Linked DNA regions of Mus musculus: region 1 is linked to region 2. Evidence: chromatin loops called from intact Hi-C (ENCODE). Cell type or tissue: gastrocnemius. All regions are shown on one strand.

Region 1 (8,000 bases), 290 kb after region 2:
TACTTTCCACTAACTCCAACAACTATGAAACATATCTACTGCAAATTTGTATGTATGTATGTATGTATGTATGTATGTATGTATGTATTCTGGAACAGGTTCTCCCTATGTTGCTTAGGCTGACGTAAAACTTATGGGAATCCCCCTGCCTTATCCCTCCAGAGTTTTGGAGCTATTGGCATGAGCTACCATACTTGTCTATGGAACAATTACTTGTTGTTACTTTATTTTTAATTATATATTTGATACCTAAAACAATGTTTAAATTTAAATACATTTTTCTCATATTCTTCTTGTCACCAAGTCCTTCCAGGTTCTTCCCCTCTCCGTACCCGCCCAATTTTAAGTTCTTTCTCAAAAAACAAAATCTAATACAATGGCACCCATCCCAATCAAGAAAACAAACACACCAAAAATGAAAAAAAAAACCCACCAAACTGTAAAGAAATTTATAAAAACCAACTGTGGAGTCCATGTGATGTTGGTCAACTACTCTTGAACATGAGGCCTGTCCTGGAGTGGTTGATGTACCCAGGGTCCCTCCATTGGAGAAACTGATCTCCCAGCAGACATATATGACAGCTTAGCTTTCGTGAAATGACAATTTAACCCTAGTGGCTAGGTTTCCCTTCATTCATGAGAGATGATTAGTCTGTGTTCACTTATGTATGAATATTAGCTGTGAAGTCAGTGATATCCAGGCTACAGTACATAGAACCACAGAGGGTAGTTAGAGACTAAGGGACTACAGGAATCAGACAGATCTCATTAGGAAAGGGAAAGAGATAGATAGCTATGGATAGATGGGGGTGAGTGGACTAGAAGGAGAGGGGGCAAAGAGATGGGGTTATGGGAAAGACTACATGGAAACAGCTAAAATTAAGGGACATTTGAGGGGTAGTATGGAAACCGAATACAGCAGCAAATTCATACACACACACACATACACACACACATATATATGTATATATGTATATATACAAATACATATACATATAAAGGCAATCTAAATGAATTGGAATATTTTAATTAAAATTTGATGAATTTTGATATATATCTTCCATTATGTTATATAGATTATATAATATAACAGATGTATGTAATCTATATGATAAAATTCTTGTAGTGCTCTTTATAGAAAATACTTACTTTTTAAAAATACCTAAGCCAGGCTCCATTAAGTTGGTGGTAAGCCACCCAGATGTTTTTAGTGGTAGAGAAACAAACAAACAAACAAACAAATGTTGATTTTTGTCTGCCAATCCCTTTTAAAATGCCAAATCAAAAATGAATAAGAATACAGGATTGTATTTCCCTTAATATGTTAGCTACGAGGAACACTGCTGGACCAGTAAGTCAATGGCTGACTCAATTGCATTGGTGTTATTCTTGCATGAAAGATAAAAACCCATGAAACCCTACTGAGGATGTAGTTATGGCTGTCATTTGGATTTAACCAAGTACTAAATATATAGTATAGTTCTCCTTTCCATCATTGCTGATTTCAAGTGTATTATGTCTTAGGTGTCAGAAACACAGCTAAGAGATGTCTGGTGTTCATGATACAATTTGCAGGGTTCTCTTCCCAAAGAAGGGTCATTTCATAAGAGAGCTGGGTGATGCCAGTGTCTGGGAGAAGGGTGGCATGATAGAGGAAAAGGCCTTCACCTGGATTCTTTCTACAGGCATTAATAAAACACATATTCATCAGCCAATGCGGATGACCGCAGGTATAACTTAAAACTTAATTCTTGCTTCTTCCATATCGTGTGATGCTTCACTTACCCTTCTGCTCTACCTTGCTTTATACGGTGGCTGCTATCATCTCTTCCTCTCTCCATGCTGAATTCTGAGCTCATGTCAGACAGCTTTCTGACCAAAGCTGCAGACAATGGTTCTCACGGACATGGTTTTCAGGGCCACACTACAAACCCAGGACCTATGGGACTTTTTACATTTCTCATCTCTTATTCAAAAATCTCAATAGAATCTTCTCCTTGAGGACATAAACTAGTGGTAAAAATAATAGACTCACTATCAAATCCATATTTATCAATTGCCCATGGCCCTACAGTAGGATAGTTCATTCACAGTCAATAAAAAGAACAGAAAAAGTGTATATAGATCTATATCTAAATCTAATCTCTATCTAATCTATATCTCTATCTATCCATCACACACACACACACACACACACACACACACACACACACACACACACAATTAGAATTCTACTTTAATTAGTAAAGTGTATTTAGTAGTTAAGAATCTCCCAATTGCTGAAGCATCTGATTCTGTGAGACTGGTCCTGATTGTGGCCATACATACTGCCTTTTTTCCAAGAAAATGATCCATCAGTGTCCTCATTTCATATGAAAACCAAAGACAGTTAGACCTTGGAGGAAAGTGTGCTGCCCATTAAAATATGAAATGATCCTATTTAAGAAATCTTGGTGCATTTAAGCAATATAATGGGGTCTGAGGAAATGGCTCAGCAGTTAAAGCCCTTGGCACTTAAACAAAAGGATAAGAGTTAGGATCCCCAGAACCCACACAAATGCCATGTGGCTGTGGTGTCCCTCCAGCAATCTAGCCTCTGAAGTTGAAGATGGGGTCATTAAGCAATCGGGCTAAGGAGACAGGTCATATGGATCATAAGATCTTGTTTCACTGTGAGACTCACCCATCAATGAATAAGATGGAAAGAAGGGAGATTCCTGAATGCACCTTTGGGCCTCAACACACACACACAGACACACACAGACACACACAGACACACAGACACACACACAGACACACACACACACACACATACACAAAATCACACACAAACACACACACACACAAAATCACACACATACAATCGCATACACACACAAACACACACACATACATACACACACATACACACACCCCCACAATCACATACTTGTACACATAAAAAACCTAATTAATTAATTATAAATTATAATGAAAAGCAACATAACAAAAAAACTTTCCTGTTTTACAGAAGCTGATCCTAAGAACATTTTCAGGTTTCCTATTATGGACTATGTGTAAACTGTCATTATGAGAACTCTCACGAACATCTCTGACTCCATAAAAATGGTAAGCCAGCCATTGGACTGTTACAGAAGAGTGGGTCAGGTTTGGAAAGGCACATACATATTCCTTAAAGTGAGACTTACTTTTTTGTTTGTTTATTTGTTTGTTTGTTTGGTTGGTTGGTTGGTTTTTTGAGACAGGGTTTCTCTGTATAGCCCTGGCTGTCCTGGAACTCACTTTGTAGACCAGGCTGGCTTACTTTTAATGGAATCCATAGACCACTGATGGATACGTTCAGAGAAATACACTCATTTTGCATTCGTGAAGTTCTCAACAATTCAGATTATTTATTTTGCCTGGACTTTCCCCCCTTGGAGTTGCAAACACTGAGACTGAAATTAGTCGGGGGGGGGGCTTGTTTCCAAGATTCTTTTCAAATTACTTCTATGGCAATTTAGTCAAGCAACCTGCTTGGAAATAATCTATTTGCAGAACCTAGGTGGGGAAAAAGCTGCCACATTATATAATTCACTGAGCAGGTTTTGGCTTCCACTCTGCCAATCCATCTTAAATAGTGGCTAGTGCCCCGCATCTCACCATACATATGATCAAGCAATTTAGCAGAAAAAGAGAAAGGCCCTGAAACTTGGCATCCTCGTGGACATTTATCTCCGAGAAAACCAAATGGAGCCAACTTTTGCCCGAGTTTAATAGCAAAGCTGTCACATTTTACACAAATGAGTATTGAAGTCTGTTGGCAAATGGGAAGGGGGTGGGGACCGGGAGTGGAGGAGGAGGGACTGCTGACTGGACTCTTTTCAAAGTGGCTCCGGCTTTTAGGGGAGGGGCCAGATGCTCCACTTGGCAGGAGGGACGAAGTAGTTAAAATGATTACTAGCTAGGGGTTGGAACCCCAGGCTCTGGGCATATATAAGAGAGTGCCGCCAGCGCAGAGCGGCTGTTGCTGCTGTTGCTGCTGCTGTTGCTGCTGTTGAAGCCACTACCAGGACACACCAGCTCAGTCCCTTAGAACACAGAGACCTGAGAAGGAAGGGAAGGCAGCTGCTTAGGTTTGCGTTAGAACTCCCGTTTCACCTTTCCAACAGATACAGACAGAGGAACTCATAACACTGTCCCCTGCTCCCAGACACGCCCACGGTGTCCTGCACTCCAGCCCAGTGCGGCACGGGGCAGCCTGGCAGAAGGTCCTCCCTAAAGGCGATGCTTACAGGCATCCTAGCTGCTGCGCTGGGAAGGAGGGAGTAGGACCCAGCAGGAAAGCAAGGAAGCTGCTGGTGAGAGCCACCGGCGGTGGCCGCGCTGCGGGAAGACCTCGTCTTTCCTTCACTGGACACCTGCTGCAGAAGGCTCGCCAGGATGATCCGCATCGCCTCACTCTTGCTGGGAGCTGCGCTGCTCTGTGCCCAGGGAGCCTTTGCCCGAAGGGTGGTCAGTGGTGAGTCAGAGCAGCATAAAACAAGGGACTTGGGATTCTGGGGCGGTATGGAGTACTCTGCACTAGGTTGGGGACTCCTTATAGACTTGGAAAACAGTACTTAGTAGGCGTCCAGAGAGAAGGTGGAAAACCTGTTATTCTTTCCTTTCACCTTCTCCCTGCATAACAGAAAAGTTTCCTTTTTTTTGGAGTGCCTTTTTCTATAGTTGGGGAGCAAGCTTAAGCTAAATATGGAACAGCTCTGTCTCTTCAGGGCAAGAGTCTCTAGTTTATTTGGAAGCAGGTGAGTGGAACACAGGCAGACAGGACTGGGGCACCTGTGAGAGGGGTGTGGTAGAGCCTGGTTGACCAAGCTTGGACATTGAGCAGCTGCTGTGGCATGAACGCCACCTCCTGTTGGTCTGGCTCTAGTCCAGCCAGGGTGCTCACAAGGATGGTTTCTGAGACCAGACCAGTCCAGATGTCTGAGTTTGCAGCCTTTGTTCTCAGGAGGACTGAAGAAGAACAGGGGAGAGCTACTGCCCTGTCGCCTTCGCTTTTGGACTTAATTTCAAAATTAGAACACTCAGGAAACACCTCTTGGAGCTGGGTGGAGGTTTGCTTTGAGATGTTTGTGGTGATGAATTTGGATTTGCTCAAACAACAGGTGCACAATTAAGTCTCTCAAATCAGTGAAAGGTCAAATTTGCAAAACTTCCTTGCTTTGTCTCTTGATTCCCGCTCCCATCCGCACACACAGCCCCGGTGCTCAATGTCATCCACACTGTATCCATCTTCTTCTCTTAGTTTGGGAAAAATCTTTTAAGGCTTTTCTGTGTTTGAGGCAAATGTGAACAGCACCGCACACGGCAGCTGGACAGTCACCCATCGAGAAAGCTCTTGCTATGCTCATCAAACTGTTGGAGTGCGTTTGTTGAATGTTGCTTCTAACATATAAGGCCAACGTGGTTCCTCTGAAAGCTTATCCATCTGTACAGTAGGTGTCACTGATAAAAAGGTTGATGACAGTAACTTAATGGGTTCGGAAAACAGACCTTTAGGATCTAGCATATTAAGGTTGCCTCCAATTTTCTCCTCAGCAGATATTTCACTCAGTCAGATACAATTCAGTCTCCTATAGCTATTTACAGGGTGTTCAAAGCCTATGAGTTAATGTCCCTTTTCTTCCTTATTTAGCAGAAGATAAAGAACTGCATGGAGATCTATCTGGTGGATCAAACTATTTCACGACCTTTGTTTGAGTTTTATATGCAAATAAAACGAATAGCAAAAAAAAATGTACTTTGAACTTATGACACTTTAAAAGCAAATAGAAGCATTTAACTAACTTAAATAATGATTCTTTGTTCTCTTCTTATTTAAATACATTAAAGTTTTGGGGATGGAGAGATATTCAAAGTAGAAAATAGAACTCAAGTGCTTTGTTGATGAAAAGTTTAATTTCCAATATAGTTCTACACAAATTATTCCAAATTTTTGGCTAGTTTTTTTTTTTTTTTTTTTTTTTTTTGGCAATTCATAGGCATCTTGAAGGTGGCATCTGGAAAATTTCTAAGTAACTGATCATGATTTATTTGATTTAGCATAAATAATGATGTTGACTTGAGATTAAAACAATTACTTAGATATGTCTTTCTTATGGATAATTTGATTTTTTCACATTGAAATTTATCCATCTATAAACTGATTTCTGAGTCATAGGATTTGATTAATTCTAGCTGTTATTGGCTGAGCAGAGAGCCGTCTAAAATCTGTTATTTTTGGAGCAATGTTTCCTAACATGTCCACTGTCTGCCTGTTGATATTTTTTCTGAATGGTGTAGCAACTATTTTATGCCACTAGGGACTGGTTACCAAGTCTGATGAGAATTGAGACAGCGTCTCTGCTTTCCACTATTTGGAACATACTTAGAACACATGGAAAATTATTTCTACTTATTACATTTTGGGACAAAAAGGTATAATTACTGTGCAATATCAAATAATCATGTACCCACCATGACCTCAAGAGACAGACACTGACAAACTAAATCTCTGGATATGTTTTTCATATTTCAAAAAAAAATCAACAAAATACATTATAATCCTTTAAGCACACCATTTTAAGGATAAAATATTTTAGGGATAAATACATTTTGAGCAGCTTCACTATCAGCTGATCTACAAAAGATTTAATAGTATCTGATGTAATAAGGCAGTACACAGACACTAATCGTTGTATTTACTGAATTTATGGTTCATGGGAAACTAATTTGAGGATTTGAATTGTATGGTGATTTCTTACTCCACACAGATGTGTGGAGAACATCTGTTGCATCTATTTAAACACTCGGTTCAGAAAGTCACTAGCTGCTGATATTTTTCTTATGACAACTTCTTAAGATTTTTCCGTATGGTATCATATGAAAAAGGGGGATTAAACTTTGAGGTCTCTAGTTTGGAAGACTATGTTTGGAAGCAAGTGACATTTTCAAAAGATTTGTTATTTTAACAAACTTTTTGTTTCTCTTTTAGAGTTGAGAGCACTGGTCTTCCACGCCCTCATGCTGTGATGTGGCATTACCATGTTTCAGGTGTCCCTTACATTTCTCGAGAACTCTCTTACACATGCAGCTTTAACTCTGCTACAGTGGAGATGCACTTTATTGTAAAGGCGGAGTGGAAGCAGACCGTTAGGAACAAGGGTATTAAGCCTTATACTGACGTCAGCAATTCATGCTCTTCAGAGAGTCAGACATCGTCTTTAAATGTACAATCTAACCAGCCACTCTCCACTAACTTTTCACAGCCTATGACTTTTAAGTCATTCTCCTCCATAATTTCATAGAGAATAAAGAACTCAACTATTCACTATAGAGAGAGATCTAGCTGGTGCAACCAATTATATGCAGCCCCCCGCTCTTTTATCGTGAAGAGACTGTAGAATATTGCATAAGTGATGAGCAGTAAGTAGCTTTAAAAAGTGCTTTAGTAGTAAGAAATATACAAATGAAACTGCAGAGCATATTCAAGCTCACAGAAAGATTCCATGACATCATCAAAGTCAAAAATGATGACAGTGCAAATTGCAAAGATGCAATTATTTTAAGTATCTCCTGGGCAAGAAGGGAGCAAATTAATCTTATTACTAGGCATTTAATAAACTACCCATTTATCATAGGCATTATTCCTTACTGGCTATTCATCATTATCTTACAGTGGCAATATCTATACATTAATGCTGGAAAAGCATCTATAATTAAAAAAAAAGGATTCTGAAAGGGGATATCCAGCTGATGCTTCCTTAGTTATTTTTACTGTTTAAAACTCTCTTCTTCAATGAGAGGAGAGGACCTTGGTCCTGTGAAGGCTCTGTGCCCTAGTATAGGGGAATGTCAGGGCCAGGAGTGCGAGGGTTGGGGAGCAGGGGGAGGGTGTAGGGTGTAGGGGATTTTCAGAGAGGAAACTAGGAAAGGGCATTTGAATTGTAAATGAAGAAAATATCTGATTAAAAAAAGAA
Region 2 (8,000 bases):
GACTGGTTTCTCTCTGTCTGGGTCCTCTAATACTGGATCCTGGCTGGTAGATGTAAGGAAGTGGCCATTAAGTGCTGTTTGTTTTCTTTGTTTTTCTTGTGACTTTTGGTGTTCCCAAGCTTGTATCCAATGTATGGCTGCTTAAGCCTTTAACATGTGTAGGCTTGGTAGATTGTCTTGTTATGTAGAGGTTCTCCAGGGCTTAGACACCAGAACAGTTAATGTTCTAGTTAGTGAAGGGAATCTCTCTCTAGAGTACTGGAAGTGGGAGAGCAAACATGTATTGGGATCCGTTAAAGTTTCACAGTTCTCAATCTCTATGGCAACGAGCCCCTGGGCAAATAGATGACACAACGGTTGACCTATATATGCTTTGATGTATTCAAGGAATGCCACCTGAGAATGTTGTAGAGTGTGGTAATTTGAGTAACATGTTCCTCCATAAGTCCCAATTATTTGAATATTGTTCCCCAGTTGGTGGCTTTTTGGGGAGGAGTATGAGATGTGGCATTGGAGGAAGTATGCCACCATGGGCAAACTTGGAAGTCTCAGTAGACTCGAGTCATTTTGAATTAGCGTCCTCTGTTACCTGCTTGAGGCTTGAGATGTAAGACCTCAGCTCTTAGCTTCTGCTCCAGCCAAATGCCTGACACCTGCTGCCTTGAGTGTAGACTCTAACCCACTTGGGACTATAAGTCCCAAATAAACTCATCCCTAAGTTGCCTCGAACATGGTGTTTTATCACATTAGTTACAGATGTAACTAATACAAAGAGTATGTGGACTTTGGAGACGTGTGGTTCTGGTTAGGGCTGTGGTGGGAGAGGACAGAAAAGAACCTTAACAGTCAGGGTCAATGTGCCATTTGGAAGCAATAAAATGTACCCAGTGCCACTTTCCAGTCAGGTTTTAGGATTCCAAGCGTGATTTACAAGCCTGTCTGCTCTCTTGCTGTGAGCCTGGCAATGATTTAGATGGAAGCCATTCCATCAGTTCCAATCAGTATAAGAAGCACGAAGCAGGCCATGTACTAAACCCGCACTAGGCATTGCTATTGTCAGCCATTGTGATTTTTGACTTACTTGCTGATGCAGTGTCAGGTACCTTACTCTCCTAGCTTGGCGACTTTGAAGTAGGTAAGGAGGACCCAACACTTCCTAGGTGCTTTAGACTGGGGATGAAGGGTCGTAAGTTTAAGTTCATTGCAGAAGAATAGAAATTGTGTCTTGGATCTTGATTGCAGGTGCTCTTTAATGTTTATTTCGTGTTAAGTACAAGTTGTTAGGAGGGAGAACTTTGGCTGTTTGACTGTCTGTCCATCTCCTTCCAACGGATGCAGTTGTAGCTGCCTGTGAGTGAAATCAGTGGTGGCGACATACTGGGCAGGAGCAGAGGTCACATTGGGAATCCTTACTGCTGTTTGTGTACTGTTGCCTGGTGAGGGTGTAAATGAAGTCGATCCACCCTCTGAAGCTTTATCAGGAAAAGCAGCAACTACAACTTCATCCCCACTACTTAACTGAGACTGTCAGCCGATCAACTCACTGCTTCTTTGATGATACAGGGGGTTGTCAGGATGAAAGCCACAACCACTCTGAACGTCTCATAGCCAGTTAGGGAGGCTTTGCTTCAGCCATGGATGCAGGGGACATTTCTCTGGAGTAGATCCAGACTCTGCCTCTCAGAGAAACTTCATTCTGTCCCCAGGCCTGACTAGACTTCACTTGAGGCAGGGATTGCCTCAGCTGTCATTGCCGCTGTTAAGTGGAGGTTTCCATTTGGGAGAACTTGACTTTAGCCACGGCAACTCCAGGCACCTAACGCTGGGCTTCATTTCAGGTAGGAGAGCATCAGGTGGCCTCATAATACTCTATCTTCAGCCATGCTGCTTGTCTCCCTTTCCATTTTACACGTGTTTTCAGGAAGGTTGACATCTAGGGTAGTCAGGTCCAGTCTGCAGAGGTGACTACTAAACAACAAGTTTGGTTGGCGGAGAAGATGCAGAGAGTGCGTGACTCTGTGAGAAGATGCAGAGAGTGCGTGACTCTGTGAGAAGATGCAGAGAGTGCGTGACTCTGTGAGAAGATGCAGAGAGTGCGTGACTCTGTGAGAAGATGCAGAGAGTGCGTGACTCTGTGAGAAGATGCAGAGAGTGTGTGACTCTGTGAGAAGATGCAGAGAGTGTGTGACTCTGTGAGAAGATGCAGAGAGCGTGTGACTCTGTGAGAAGATGCAGAGAGCGTGTGACTCTGTGAGAAGATGCAGAGAGTGTGTGACTCTGTGAGAAGATGCAGAGAGTGTGTGACTCTCTCTGTGAACCCCTCTCCTCTCATTCTGCTTTGGTTAGTTTCAGGAACTTCCTTCTACCCCACTATACTGCAATGTACACCTTCCTATCTATTTCCAGATAACTCATTACATATTTGTAGTTGAAACCCACAAGAGGCCTGTGCTAGTTACATTTCTTGTTCCTGTGGTATGTAACAAAATGTTTTTTTTCAGGAAGAAAGACTTTATTCTGGCTTATGGTTAGAGAGCTGGTCATCCACCGTGGAGAGAAAGGCATGATGGAAGTAATGTAATGCAACTGGTCACATTATTTTTTGTAATCAGAAACAGAGAGCAGACAAGAAGTTAACCCACGTATAAAATCTCAAGGTGTACTCTCAATGACCCATTTTCTCTGTTAGGATTTCATCTCCTAAAATACAGTTGATCATCTGGCAACCAAGTTTTCAAATACATGTCTATGAGGAGATTTTATGTACATTCAAACCACAGCAGGGATCTACCTTCCCCTGGGGAACTGGACAAGTATTAATCCTCATTAAAAATTGTTCAAAATAACCGTTAGTGCTAATGATAACTCCTCTTTCTCATTTTATTAGTTCTTTGAGAAGTTTGTACAATATATTCTGATCCTACTCCCCCATCCCATTGAAGGGTATGACCTTAGGTAATTTCAACCTTCAAGGAATAGCTCTGGTCTCTTGCTAATCTGCCTCCTGTGGCTTTACCAGAGAGACTTCTGATACAGGTGCAGAAGAAGCAAATCTGTGATTGGCACAAACTTACACCTTCATGGCACAACTAAAGAGACAAAGAGACAAAGCTGTGGTTGGTCCAAATATCCCTTCTCTGGGTACATCAGCAGGCTGCTTGGACTCATTTAGTGAGTTGGCTTGGAGACATTCTCCTGTGTTGTGTCTCCCACTGTTGCAACATGAGGTTAAAGAAAGGGGGCGTGTCTCATGTGGTCTTTTCTTGTTCACTTTCAATAGTCTGGGATGTGCCGGTTACCTGAAGAGATGCAACAGAGAAATCAGGAGGTGACAATGACAGAGGCAATAGAGGGACAGTGGCAATAATAGTTAGGCAGTTGACGGGTAAATCTGGGATACACATAGCAGCTAGATGGCTGACAAAAAGCAGGTGTTCAAGAGTGTCCAGGGAAAGGATAAGTAGGTCTATGCCGGTAGAAAGATGGACAAATGAGAGTAGAGATAAGGCCGGAGAAGTGTAAACATGTGATAAGGATCCAGAGAAAAGGAACCGTGAGTCATGATCTCCAGAAGAGTTACAGGTAATTGTCAGGTGTTTAGGGCCATGTGTTTCAGATCCATTGGCCAAGAATTATGTGTTAATGACAGTGTGAAGGCCAAGGAATCTGGATTCATAGGCCCATACAGGGGCTGTATCCCTGGCTATTGTCAAAAGCAGTGAAATATCAACAGCCAGGCTTTTCTAGATGCTGCAATGCCAGCTGCAGTCAAGTGCTGAGAAGTCCCACTTCTGAGACCCACTTATAAGACCCTAAACATTTCCAAACCTAAGGACCTCATGTTGATTGAAACACTAGAGGGCGCCACTTGCTGCTCAACCTTCCTACTGCTTGCTGTCAGCCACCCAGGAAAAGAGGAGCTGGCAAAAAACAGCACTTGACAATCCTCTTGCTCATCCACAGTTTCTATGTGTGTAGAGAAAAGGAACCCTAGCCTGACTATTGGTAACAGCATTTTACTTCTGTTAGAATGGGTTAAACTAGATGCACAAAGAACAGAGATTATCAGGAGCCTCTAGCTCTGAGCACATCTGGCACCGGGACGGAAGCAGAAGAGTTACAAAGTTTGGAGCTGAGACGAAGGGATGGACCATCTAGAGACTGCCATATCCGGGGATCCATCCCACAATCAGCTTCCAAACGCTGACACCATTGCATACACTAGCAAGATATTGCTGAAAGGACCCTGATATAGCTGTCTCTTGTGAGACTATGCTGGGGCCTGGCAAACACAGAAGTGGGTGCTCACAGTCAGGTATTTGGATGGAACACAGGGCCCCCAATGGAGGAGCTAGAGAAAGTACCCAAGGAGCTAAAGGGGTCTGCAACCCTATAGGTGGAACAACAATATGAACTAACCAGTACTCCTGGAGCTCGTGTCTCTAGCTGCATATGTATCAGAAGATGGCCTAGTCAGCCATCATTGGAAAGAGAGGCCCCTTGGCCTTGCAAACTTTATATGCCTCAGTACAGGGGAACGCCAGGGCCAAAAAGGGGGAGTGGGTGGGTAGGGGAGCTTGTGTGGGACTTTTGGGATAGCATTGGAAATGTAAATGAAATAAATACCTAAACAAAAGACTGCAGAGGGTGAAGATGTGGAAGGACTGGGAAAGAGATACAGAGGGTTGTAAATAAAAGAGGCTGTAGAAGGCAAAGGGTGTGGAGTGAAGGGCTTGGGAGAGGTGAGGCTGTGACATGATACAGATGCTTGCCTCTGGAAGATTCTTAAATGGTTACGGAAACGTAACTATTCCTCATTTTTGTTAAGCCATCAAGGGCAGCTGAGGGCTGAGCTGACAGCATCTGTGTTAACTATAGGCTACTCAGAGCTGAGAGGCTCTGAGCGTCAAAGCTAAGCAAAATCATACTAAGAGCTGGGGCCACTGGATCAGAGCTGCTAACACTAAGCTGGTGTCTGCTTAGGATTTCTCTTAGTCAATCAGTAATAATTGTAGTGTCCAGAGTATAAAGGGCCAAGCACTTATGCCATAGAGCCTCGGAAGGAGAAATAAAAGCAGATTTAAAAAGTGTCAAGGAAGCATGATATGTACTCACTGATAAATGGATATTAGCCCAGAAACTTAGAATACCCAAGATACAAGATACAATTTGCAAAACACATGAAACTCAAGAAGAACGAAGACCAAAGTGTGGACACTGTGCCCCTTCTTAGAATTGGAAACAATCACCCATGGAAGGAGTTACAGAGACAAAATTTTGAGCTAAGATGAAAGGATGGACCATCTAGAGACTGCCATACCCGGGGATCCATCCCATAATCAGTCTACAAACGCTGACACCATTGCATACACTAGCAAAATGTTGCTGAAAGGACCCTGATATAACTGTCTCTTGCGAGGCTATGCCCCGGCCTAGCAAACACAGAAGTGGATGCTCACAGTCAGGTATTTGGATGGAACACAGGGCCCCCAACGGAGGAGCTAGAGAAAGTACCCAAGGAGCTAAAGGGGTCTGCAACCCTATAGGTGGAACAACAATATAAACTAACCAGTACTCCTGGAGCTCGTGTCTCTAGCTGCATATGTAGCAGAAGATGGCCTAGTCGGCCATCATTGGGAAGAGAGGCCCCTTGGCCTTGCAAACTTTATATGCTTCAGTACAGGGGAACGCCAGGGCCAAAAAGGGGGAGTGGGTGGGTAGGGGAGTGGGGGTGGGGGAGGATCTGGGGGACTTTTGGGATAGCATTGGAAATGTAAATGAAGAAAATACCTAATTAAAAAAAAAGTGTTAAGGAAGAATCGGAAGATCTTGGCAATTGGTGGGTAATAAAGCAAATATTTAAAGGAAACTAGCCAAAATGATGTTCATGGTTTTGGTTTGAGAGACCAAACCATTTGCTAAAAACTAGGCTGTATAAGGGAACATGAGGAGAGATAGCTTGGGGAGAAACTCAGTTCTTCAAGGGTTAAAGGTATTATAGAACACAGTAAAGAGGCATTAGGCAGCGTTCAAAGGAAAAAGATGCATAATTCAGAAGAATTTTCTAGTACTTAAAGGGTGGAAAAGATTCAATTGAAAAATTTTGTCTTATGATAGTTTATTTTAAAGTTGGGCTATGCATTTGAACATTTGAATTCATAACAACAGAAGGGATCCAACAGAGGATCTTTGGGTGATGAGTGAGAAGCGTGTGATCCAAAGTCCACAGGAATTAAGAAGCAATGTGACTGAGAACATACACAGGGAAACATTTTTGGAGGAGACAAACATCTCCTGTTAACACTCAAAGGAAGCAGGGTATTGGTCAAAGATAAGGTCTTGATGATTTCTGGTCTTTGGTTTTCCACTTAGGTAGGTGTCTTCGTCAGGGTTTCTATTCCTGCACAAACATCACGACCAAGAAGCAAGTTGGGGAGGAAAGAGTTTATTTGGCTTACACTTCCATGTTGCTGTTTATCACCAAAGGAAGTCAGGACTGGAACTCAAGCAGGTCAGGAAGCAGAGCTGATGCAGAGGCCATGGAGGGATGTTCCTTACTGGCTTGCTTCTCCTGGCTTGCTCAGCCTGCTCTCTTATAGAACTAAGACTACCAGCCCAGAGATGGTCTCACCCACAAGGGGCCTTTCCCCCTTGATCACTAATTGAGAAAATGCCTTACAGCTGGATCTCATGGTAGTATTTCCTCAACTGAAGCTCCTTTCTCTGTGATAACTCCAGCTGTATCAAGTTGACACAAAACCAGCCAGTACAGTAGGTAAAGCAATTTGCCAAGCAGGACAGAGAGGGTTGGAAGGGGCAGATGGGAGCTGAGAAAAGGGGAGGCGCTAAGAAGCTGCTGATAAACTAGCTCGAAAAAAAAAAAGGCCCTGGTGTGATTGCAACAGATGGGGTCCTGTCTGGTCTTCTGGGGTTCACTAACACTTCCTTGACACTACTACACATTTTCCTCGGTGAAGAACCGACTATGTGTCAGATGTTGTGCCAAGGGCCAAGAATATAAAGATAACAAGGCAGCCATTCTTCACAAGCGAATAGCATCAGAATTGAGAACCCATCTTGTCTTGTCGTATTACTTTGAATTGCTTTTAAACCTATCTGGATAACTACTAAATGGAATGAACTGTTTTCTCTACTGGCTTTGTCCCCACTCCTGTGGCTAATCTTCATTGTTGGCATCACTTTATCCCTGTGATTCTCTTTTAGTAGGTTTTTGCCATGTCTATGAAGAAACCCTGACATTTCTAGGGGACGTCTTGGCATCTACTGATGTACTAAAATAATGGGGTGATGATGTTGGCTGCTGTATTTTGACAATAGATCTGGAGAGATGGTTCAGCAGTTAAAAGCTGGTACTGCTCTTGCACAGAGGACCCAGATTTGGTTCTCAGCAGCTACATCAGGCTATTCAAAAGTGCCTGTAAGTCTATGGGTTCCTGAGCTCACAGCCACTTCGCCCCATACACATAATTAAAAAAAAATAAGAATTACAGAAAGACAAGGGAACACAAATTCCAGGTTATGATGGCTGTTGACTTATATGAAGATGGCCCTCATCGTTGTTCCATTTATCTGAGGTTTTACTTTGCACAGTTTATCAGTTGGGAGTATGACATATTAAAGGGAAAAGGACACAAACAATATTTGGATAACTTTTATTATAATGCATTGCTATAGTTGTTCTCGTTATTAGTCTTAATTGTTGTAAATATCCTAATCTGACTAATTTGTAAATTCAACCATCCTAGGGGTATGTGGATGATAAAAATCAGTTTCGGTAGGATTTGGTACTCTGTGGTTTTAAGACTCACTAGACTGTCTTGGAAGGTATATCCTACAAAGAAGGGGTGATACTATGTTTGTATACAGTGCTCTGGATTCTGATTTCAATGAAATCATCTGAAACTCACATGATTCATTTTATGAATATATATGCATTTCTGAAAATCCCCTGGGGTTATGTGAACATGTGGATATCTCTA

What was found. Hi-C counts contacts between places; a loop is a spot of excess contacts. Peaks named below come from ENCODE experiments on the same cell type or tissue, not always from the same donor. Only the 100,000 strongest peaks of a DNase experiment are listed, where the experiment ranks them.
Region 1: it touches region 2 in a loop (3-fold over the local background); 5 of 42 quality-filtered maps call a loop at or near these places.

Annotation. Positions count from the first base shown.
Region 1 is chr16:78,926,947-78,934,946 of GRCm38, forward strand. It overlaps Chodl (chondrolectin), which reads left to right and starts at 4,002. Exons shown (of 6, transcript NM_139134.4): 1 at 4,002-4,501. The coding sequence starts at 4,423. In gastrocnemius, no CTCF peak of the experiment used is centred here; DNase peaks (open chromatin) are centred at 3,879, 4,285 and 4,900; H3K4me3 peaks cover 3,427 bases; H3K27ac peaks cover 1,589 bases.
Region 2 is chr16:78,641,057-78,649,056 of GRCm38, forward strand. No RefSeq gene overlaps it. Among named protein-coding and RNA genes, the nearest start is that of Gm24861, 20 kb to the left of the region's middle. In gastrocnemius, a CTCF peak has its summit at 3,847 (motif pointing right); no DNase peak of the experiment used is centred here.